2 separate regions of the Homo sapiens genome follow, and region 1 is linked to region 2. A link is a contact called in ENCODE Hi-C data. All regions are on one chromosome and are shown on one strand. The core of a region is the stretch at or near the end of the contact, and the rest is flanking DNA. Distances in the headings are between cores, read along the strand shown.

Region 1 (4,827 bases), core at 2,131-4,630, 110 kb after region 2:
TGTTTATATACATACAGAGACCAAGTAAAGATGGCAGAATAGTAATATTTTAGAAGATAAATGTTTATTACACTGATCTTTCAACTTTCCTTTTTCTTTGAAAATCTTCATAATATAAAGTTGAAAAACATTAAATACCATATATGTGGCCGGGTGAGGTGGCTCACGCCTGTAATCCCAGCACTTTGGGAGGCCAAGGCTGGCGGATCACCTGAAGTTGGGAGTTCGGGACCAGCCTGACCAACATGGTGAAACCCCGTCTCTACTAAAAATACAAAATTAGACAGGTGTGGTGGTGCATGCCTGTAATCCCAGCTACTCGGGAGGCTGAGGCAGGAGAATCGCTTGAACCCAGGAGGCGGAGATTGTGGTCAGCCAAGATCGTGCCATTGCACTCCAGCCTGGGCAACAAGAGCAAAACTCTGTCTCAAAAAAAAAAAAAAAATACACACACACACACACAACCATATATGTGGGTATATGCCTACTAGCATTGCCCCTAAGCACACTTTATTACCATTCTCACTGTGTGTGTCTACCTGCCCCACTGGAGTGAACACATCTTGCAACACAGATTGGCCCCAGGGCCTAATGGCATCCAGCTCACAGTTGATTCTCAGCCAGTGAATGAATGAAGGAATAGATGAATGAAGATTATAGACAGTCTTCTAATGAAACTCTTAGTCTATGAAGATATAATATACCTTGCTTGGGCCTTTACAAGTGAGTTTTTGAGCTGAAAGTTTTTTTCTAAATTAATACTATTTTACCAGTATTCTGAATCTAGCTAATTCTCTTAGGGAATAATTGCCTAACTTGGTTCCTAAGGCAAACTAACTCAGATCAGAGAATCACTGGCCTCAGGAGAAGACACAAGGAAAAGTAGGAAGATAACTTACACATATCTTCACACCCCTCCAAAAGTACTGAGGATCCAAGAACAGCGGTCCCTAGGTTATGTAATTCTGTCAAATGCTTAAAAGCAAGGGGTAATTTTCTTCTGGGCAAAAAACCAAAATGCTATTAAGGCAAGCTGAAAGCAAACCCAGTACTTACAATAGCAGCGACCTTCCCACTTTTTCTGAGCTGCTGAACTGCAAACGAATGAAGCACATCCTCCATGGGGGTGCCATTGACCATGACCACTCTGTCATTTTCTCTGTAAACAAGAAATAAAAATGGGTCATGAAAAACTCCCATCTATTCATTGTAAATTATTTATTTAGGAACAAATAGAAGCAGCAAATAGACCTGAAAGGCTTTCTAAAGGGCTCAGTGTCTAGTGGCGCCCAAGGCCCAGTCAACTTGGCCTGAGATCTTCCAAAGAAAGGAACTGGGGGCCATACAGCTCAATTCTGAGTGTCTAAATGGAAATCATCTGGGAAGAGAGAGGCCTGATCTCCCCAAACCACAGCATCACACCAGGAGGTACTTGATGACGGTGAGGTCTGGACACAAAAGGAATTTCTCTATCAGTCCCCTATTGCCTGAGGTGCACGGTGGGCTTCAGAAAAGTCTAAAAACACTCCTTCCAAGTAGGTGTATATCCATTTGTGCTTTTGTGCAGGAAAAGGGCTTGCCTTGGATTCTTAAGAAATTTTGAGATCACAGAATCCTATTGTTCCAGTTCATCCCAAATATTACTTTAAAATTTTGCATTTCTCCATATGAAAGACTACTAACTTTGATAAAACTATAGAGACTTTCTTAACTATAATTTTATTTTTTAAGAGGCATGGTTTCCCTCTCTCACCCAGGAAGGACTGCAGTAGTGTGACTGATGATAGCTCACCGCAACCTCAACTTCCCGAGCTCAAAGGATTCTCTCACCTTAGCCTCCCAAGTAGCTGGGACCCGAGTAGGTACATGCCATCCCAACAGGGTCTCACTAGGTTGCCCAGGCTGATCTTGAACACCTGGCCTCAAGCGTTCCTGCCACCTCAGCCTCCCAAAGTGCAGGATTATAGGCGTGAGCCACTGTGCTTAGTTCACAGAGGCTTTAAACACCAACAAAACCTAAACTTTTGAGCTATTTATCCAATGCAGCCATACAGTTAACTTTAGACTTCGTCCTGAGAAGTTATCCTGTGGGAATCAGGCATGTATCATGTAAAATGGTGTTACCAGCTGGGTATGGTGGCTCATGCCTGTAATCCCAGCACTTTGGGAGGCCGAGGTGGGCAGATCACTTCAGGTCAGGAGTTTGACACCAGCCTAGCCAACATGGCGAAAACCCGTCTCTACTAAAAATACAAAAATTAGCTGGGAGTGGTGGCAGGCACCTGTAATCCCAGCTACTCAGGTGGCTGAGGCAGAAGAGAATTGCTTGAACTCGGAAGGTGATGGTTGCAGTGAGCTGAGATCGCACCACTGCAATCCAGACTGGGTGACAGAGCAAGACTCTGTCTGAAAAAAAAAAAAAAAAAGAAAAGAAAAAATTTATTAAAAATTAAAATAAAATGGTGTTACTTCTTCAGGTCAGAAAGCTGGCAGTTGGAAAACTTGTGGTTTTCCTATAGTAAATTGTCCCAACTTCCACATCACTCTTACAAATAAGATAATCAATAAACCAAAGTCTCCTCATTAAATTCTTAAAGAATATAAATTAAAACAAACATAAACAGTGTTGGTTAAGCATCGGGGTTGAGAAGCATGCCAATTTAAAACTCCATGTTCAGAAATGATTCCTAAACCTAGGAGGGATGTTTGGAACTATCTTCTTACGGAAACAACTGCCCTCCTCGCTCCAAAGCTGGGGTGTTCCCAAGGTTTGGGCATTATTCAAACATGGTGTGTTATGGCTTCCATTCCAGCTTGAAGACTTTTCAAATATTATATAAAAGTTTGTTATTTTTTTCTTTTTTTTAAATAAAGTGGACACCAACCAAAATACCCCGTCTAGGGCCAACCAGTAGGGCTGGTAGGGGCTGCGGAGCGAGGGAGGACACTCACTGGAGCAGCCCATCAGCAGGCCCACCCGGGAGCACATCAGAAATGACAATTGACGTTTCTCCATTTTCAAAGTGGGGGTTGTCTCTGCCTCCGGACACTGCAATTCCAAATCCTCTTTTGGAATCCTGTACATCAGAGAGGAGAAATATTAAAAATCCTTCAATAAGTGGCTTTCAGGATTTATTACAAGCACTCAATAAAATAAAGGTCAAATCAATAACCAGAGACTGTTCAGGAACAGATGGGCTTACAGAAACAAATGAGAAACAAAACAAAGCATAGTCATTGTCAGCTGACAGGTTTATAAAGGGAAATTCCTTATCTGAAAGAAACAGCCTGTAGAGGCTGGAAAAGATTGATAGTGCAGACTGGAGTTATCACTAGAAGCTGGCCGGGATAGGAAACAATGTCTTCAGTCCAAATAGGGACGTACTGTTTGAAGCACCAGTTGTACCTCTTTGCATCATGCTGGCCCGAGCTGGAACAACTTCAGTAAAAACTGAACCTGTACTAAAACTGTATTTTTTAATTTTCAGATTTCCTTATTGTATTTGTTTTTTAAGAGACAGAGTTTTGATCTGTTGCTAGGCTGGAGTGCAGCGGTGTGATCACTACTCACTACAGCCTCAAATTTCTGGGCTCAAATGAGCCTCCTGTCTCAACCTCCCAAAGCACTGGGATTACAACAGACAGCCATTGTGCCTGGCCTGTACTGTAAATATTTTTAATTCTTCTGTATATTGTGATGTTTTGACATATTAAAAAAAAAAAAACCTTCTGCCTAGGCTCATGGCTCATGTCTATAATCCCAGCACTTTGGGAGGCCAATGCAGGCAGATTGCTTGAGTCCAGCAGCTCAAGACCAGCCTGGACAACATGGCAAAACCCTGTCTTTACTAGAAATAGAAAAAAATAGCTGGTCATGGTGGTGCACATCCATAGTCCCAGATACTTGGGAGGCTGAGGTGGGAGAATCACCTGAGCCTGTGAGGTCAAGGCTTCAACAAGCCAAGGCAGCTTTTGCACTTTAAATTGGGCAAATGGAGAAGTCTCTAAAAAACAAAAAAAAAAAACCACAACTTTCTAGCTGGGCGGGAAAAGACTGCTCTTCCCAGTGCTAGCCAATCCTTTTTAATTTTATTTTTATTTTAGATTCAGGAGTACATGTGCAGGTTTGTTATATATGTGTATTGTCTGATGCTGAGGTTTGGGCTTCTAATGATCCTGTCACTCAAGTACCGAACACAGTACCCAAGAAGTAGTTTTTCAAACTTTGCTCCTCTCCCTCCCTCCGTACTTTTGGAATTCCCAGTGTTTACTGTTCCTGTCCTTGTGTCTGTGTGTACCCAATGTTTAGCTCCCACTTCTAAGTGAGAACATGCAGTATTTGGTTTTCTGTTTCAGCATTAATTTGCTTAGGATAATGGCCTCCAGGTACATTCGTGTTGCTGCAAAGGACATATTTCGTTCTTTCTTATGTCTGCCTAAAATTATATTTTTAAAGTATACCTTTAACTTCAAAGTAGATGTGTTGGTAGTTTCATTTCAACATACAGTGAAAAAGAAGTAAATGGATTTGTTTGTTTTTTTTTTTTTTGAGATGGAGTCTTGCTCTGTTGCCAGGCTGGAGTGCAGTGGTGCTGGCTCACTGCAACCCCTGCCTCCTAGGTTCAAGTGATTCTCCTGCCTCAGCCTCCTGAGTAGCTGGGACTACAGGCATGTGCCACCACACCCAGCTAATTTTTGTATTTTTAGTAGAGAGACAGGGAGGGTTTCACCATGTTGGCCAGGATGGTCTCGATCTCCTGACCTTGTGATCCACCTGTCTCTGCCTCCCAAAGTGTGGGGATTACAGGCGTGAGCTACTGCGCCCGG
Region 2 (4,898 bases), core at 2,336-4,835:
GTGAATTTACTAAAAACCATTGACCAGTACACTTTAAATGCTAAATGGGTAAGTTGTATGGCATGTGAATATATGTCAAAGCTGTGTTCTTTTTTAATTCTGCAGTTCTCAACTCATAATCTTCCAACTTTTTTTTTTATAGAAACCTTAGTTTAGCTGTCTTTGAATTAGTTACAATGTCCTATCAAGCCCATTTCTTTTATAAGTACATACTAAAATACTAATGGCTGAAGTTGTGATACCTGGAATTTGCCTTAAAATAATCCAGGGGTGTTAGGAAGGGGGAGCAGCGTTAGGTATAAAGTGGCCATGTGTTGATAGCTACTGGGTGAAGGGTAAAATGCGGGATCATTACACCCTTCTTTCTACATTTGTTGAGTTTTTAAATTTTTATAATAAAAGATTTAAAATTGAAGGGAATGGTTCTTCGGACTGCCCACTCAATCCTATGCTGGTTATATTTTCTTGTGATAAAAATACACACATTGGAATATATACAGATGAAATGTGACACCTGAGATTTGCTTCCAAACAATAAGAGAATTTAATCTCACAAATGGACTAGGGAGCACGAAGGATCTAATTCCCACCCTGCTTGGAATATTCATCCTTCTGAAGTTTATCAGAAGACACAAGGCCAGCAGCAGAGCCCAGGAAGGGGGTGCAGATGAAACCATTGTTGAAGCTGGGTGAAAGGTATATGTGGGTTCATCGTATACTGCATAAATGTAAACTTTTCCATAACACGAGGTTTTTAAAAAACAACCTCTGTCACATGCATAAATTCAAAACATGTGATACAAGGCTTTTTTCCCCTAAAGCACCAAGAGAGTCATGGTGCCTAAAGCCATCCTCTTAAATTTGTATTTAATTGTTCTATAAATACAGTATCTACTGCTTCTGTTGTCACTTTGCAAATTCTGAGGTCAATCTCAGGAACAAGTCACAAAAAGTAGGAATAGCCAACAGTTATAGAGTTGCATATAGACCTGTGTTTGGAGAGTATGGGGAAGAATGGGGAAAGACATATAGCAGAGAACTTGTCAGTTCCAAATCACTGATTTCTTTCTCTCCTCTGGTGTGCCCAGACCTGGAGACAAGGACATACCCAGCCAGCAGACCAGGAGTATTAACCTTCACCTTCTGGTGGAAGGCCTTTTTTTTTCTTTTCTTTTCTTTTGGTACTTCATCAAATTCAACTGTGGCTTGACCGATATCTAAGTGCATTTACCTCTGAAATGATTCACAATAGTAAACTGATTTCAGCTTTTAATTTTAGAAGACAAAAAATAGTTTTTAAGAATCCTAAACTAGCTATGTTTGAGAAGACAATAGATTATGATTTTATAAAGAGCAAATTCCTAAAAATATATGCAAGATCATTACTGGCCCGTGGTATTTAGAGAAATGAAATGCACCCACCATTTGGCTGGACTTAGTCAGACAAACAGAATAGGTGGCATAACGGGTCTAATTCCTACCTTGTCTGGAATATCCATCCTTCTGTAGTTTTCCTGAACACTCATAGAGGCCAGTGGCAGAGCCCACAGGCAGAGCCACCAGGGTGGCGTTTTTTCATGAGGCACAAATCATGGCTTTCACTCACCACAGTCCAGCACGTACCCCAATAAGTTCATTCAACATGAAAGTATTTCAAAAGGAAAGCAAACTGACACTGGATGAAGTATACAATTTCAGGCGAGTCTCAAGGAACCTAACGTTCTTAATGTTCTTATTCAAACAATTACTTTGGGTTCAATTAGTTCTTCGAGTCCTTTTTTTTTTTTTTCAATTTGGTCTTGAATTGCAGTATGTGTGAAACTGCAAAAGCCGTTCTTACCATTCAGGACATACACTGATTATACATCTTACTAAAACCTAGCAGCATTGCTAGACTTTCAGATTTACACAGTGAGTTCATAGAAAGGTTATTTACGGTCGGCTGTGGTGGCTCATGCCTCTAATCCCCACACTTTGGGAGGCCGAGGCAGGAGGATCGCTTGAGCTCAGGAGTTGGAAACCAGCCTGGGCAACATGGGGAAACTCTGTCCCTTAAAAATAAAAATTAAAAATTAAAAAAAAAAGATATAAAGAGAGGTTATTTACTGTGCTCATCTTCCATAGTCATTCCACAAAGATGTGTTTCCAAGTCTCTCAACACCCAGAAAACGTCAAGGGGTTGGATGCCTTGGAAATTGTGAGATTGTTAGGAGGCAGGGGGGAGTGGCCACCCGGTGTCCATAGATACTGGCTGGCAGCAGCTTTTCTCTGAAGTTGGGCACTCTTTGGCCCCAGGCTCAGCGTTCCCGGTTGGAGGAGGGAGGAGTGGGTCCTGTAGAGCAGACATCTCTAGCTAGCTGCTGGGCACTCCAGGACTTTTGGCCAGCTCATCCATAATGACAGGTCCCGGTTCTCACAAACTGAATTCTGCACAGCAGCCTGCATGGCTCCAGGAACCCAGTGGGGTTAAGGCCTTCCTTTAATGACCAGGTACAAGCGCCAGTTCACACACACCCCCTCATTACCTCCTGAACTCGTCTGGGGGTCGAGCCACCCTACACATTTCACATTTACGTGTGTCTTAATGCAGAATAAAACAAGCGATGTGCCCCAGTCAAACTGTCCCATCTCACAAATACACCTACTATGTGCCAGGCATTCTTGATACATCAGTGAACAAAAATGATCAAAATCCCTGCCCTCCCAGCACAGACGTTGTCAGTGCAGCAAATACTCAATAACCAAAAGAAGTTTAATCATTTTCCTCCCACTTTCCTGCCACCCACACCCTGTCCTTCCAATCTCCCAAAGAGCTGGGTGTCTTTAATTCTATTAGCTTGACAGGGAAAATAAAATTCTTCAGCCTGCGCGCAACAGACACTACCCAGGTGCAACCCAATTCACCCCTGAACTCGACCGTCGCGGAACATTTTTCTCCAGCCTCCAAAAACTTCAGGTGGCGTGAGGCTCCCCCAACTGCAGCCCTGGAGGCCAACAAAGGGGCAATGGAGAGGAACGACCAGAGCCCCCTATCACCGGGATGACCGGGCGAACGGGGCGCGCGCGCGGTACTCACCGAGGAGCCGGCCCAGAACGGGCACGAGTTCTTCACCTGCGGGGAGCTGCTCAGCGACAGCGCCCCGAAGCTGAGCGCCACCATGCAGCAGCCCAAGATCAGCTGAAGCAGCCCAAGTGACAGCAGCGGGCGGGCGGGCAGCAGCGCGGAGCCCGGGGCCGCGGCGGCAGCGGCGGCGACTGCCCGGCGGGAGGAGAGCGCCGGCGGCGCGGCCAGCACCCCGGCAGCAGCGGTGGCCGCGCAGCGAGGCCGCGACGGGGGCTGCAGCGCGCCCCGGGGCCAGCGCGGCCGCAGCGGGGGCAGCGGCGGCTCCTGAGCGGCGGCGGCAGCGGCGCCCGGGCCCCCGGCCTGCGGCCCACCCGAAAGCCCAGCCACGGGGCAGCAGGAGCCCGGGAGCACCACGGGCAGGGACATGGACGGACGGGGAAGGGTGCGGCCGGGTGCGGCCGGCTGCGGCGGGCAGAGGACGCGGAGCGGAGCCGAGCCGAAGGCGCAGCACACTGGGCACTGCAGACGGGCTCCGAGGCCGAGGGGGAGGGAAGGAAATGCGCACGGCCCAACCACTTGCTGCCGCCGCTGCCGCTGCCCTGGCTCCAGCCGGCCGCACCCACCTGCCGCCTGGCGGGTCCGCCTCCCGCTGGCCCTGGGCGCACCCTCACTCTCACCCACGCGCACTCCGTGCTCGCGCTGTGCCGGGGCAAGTGCGCCACAGCCTCAGGGTCCCCGCCGAACCTGCGCCGGCTTCCTGGGGTCCTGGGAGGGTGCCCTGCCCCAAATATTTAAGTAAGTCCCTCGAGGTGGGAGGCACCTCACGGCCAGGACACGTCAGCGCCGGCCACCGAGAGTCTCAGCGTCTGTCCCCACCCGCCGAGCTGGGGCTAGAGAAGAGCGAGGAGCCTTCTCTGTCCAGCCACGAGAGAGGCCCTGGCGCGCTTTAGTGAGAAGGGGGCCCGCCCTTAAACTTTTGCCCAAGGAGGGGGATGCCTGGAGGAGGGGCTTTGGGGCGACTCGATGGGAAGAGGTGTAAGCCAAGGACTTCGGGAAGGACGACGCCGAGCGCAGTTACCGCTCACAGGGCGCAGGACGTGCCTACCTCGCATCGGCGCGGGAGTGCTTTCCCGGCATCTCGGTAGGAGCGGGAATGAAAGGACTGGGTTACCTTGGAAGCATCCAGCATCCGTAAAGAAAGTACCCGGGGCAGCCCGGAGTGCATGGCAAGTGTAACGCTCTGTCCTCTCATTGACTTATGAGCTATATCAGGCATCTATTAGGCATCACCTGATAGAACACGGAACCCCCAAACTTCCGAGGAAATATCCTAATAAAATCCTAAACTACTCTGGTAATTTATGAAAAATCTTTAGAGCAAAAAAAAAAAAAAAAAAAAAAAAAAGATTCCTCTTTGCAAAATGAATTCCCTTAATAATATACTTTTCACCTCGGAAGAATTCTAATGCGTAGAAAGTTTCGTGCCTAAAATGATTATAATGGACTTTTTTTCCTGATAAGAACCAGAGCAGTGTTCTTTGCAGTTAGTCAGTTCCAGTATTAGAAAGCTTATCTTACCATAAGGTATTTAACATCCTCCTACCCAATAAACCAAGAAAAGTATGTGTCAGTTTTTATGCTCTGCTTGTGGAAGCTGGATTTATATTGGTCGTTACACTTTAACCCAATGTAATATACTGTCAATGTGCCCAAGTTTACATGCACACTTCTTAAATTATTAAAGCACTTGTCTTTAATGGTGCCTAGGACTTCCTTTACAGACTGCTCCCATGAATAAATTCAAATTCTGGAGGAAAAGGGAAATGTCTTTCAA

Evidence for each region. Hi-C counts contacts between places; a loop is a spot of excess contacts on that map. Pooled maps may share reads with other maps.
Region 1: a map of ovary shows a loop between it and region 2 (2.4-fold over the local background). The contact joins the enhancer-like site here to the promoter of ENTREP1 in region 2. A Hi-C loop is called at or near these places in 6 of 168 maps with a recorded cell type or tissue (Right ventricle myocardium inferior, esophagus muscularis mucosa, heart left ventricle and 3 more) and 11 of 50 pooled maps.

The regions. Positions count from the first base shown.
Region 1 is chr9:69,214,589-69,219,415 of GRCh38, reverse strand. TJP2 (tight junction protein 2) reads right to left here. Exons shown (of 23, transcript NM_004817.4): 3 at 2,953-3,077; 4 at 1,057-1,159. Among named protein-coding and RNA genes, the nearest start is that of TJP2, 43 kb to the right of the region's middle. Within about 2 kb of position 3,380, at least 3 of the 41 ENCODE cell types and tissues checked have a DNase peak (open chromatin) inside an H3K27ac peak, as active enhancers do; they include ovary, where a contact is called at or near this core.
Region 2 is chr9:69,323,902-69,328,799 of GRCh38, reverse strand. It overlaps ENTREP1 (endosomal transmembrane epsin interactor 1), which reads right to left and starts at 3,585. Exons shown (of 11, transcript NM_001347995.2): 1 at 3,077-3,585. The coding sequence starts at 3,490.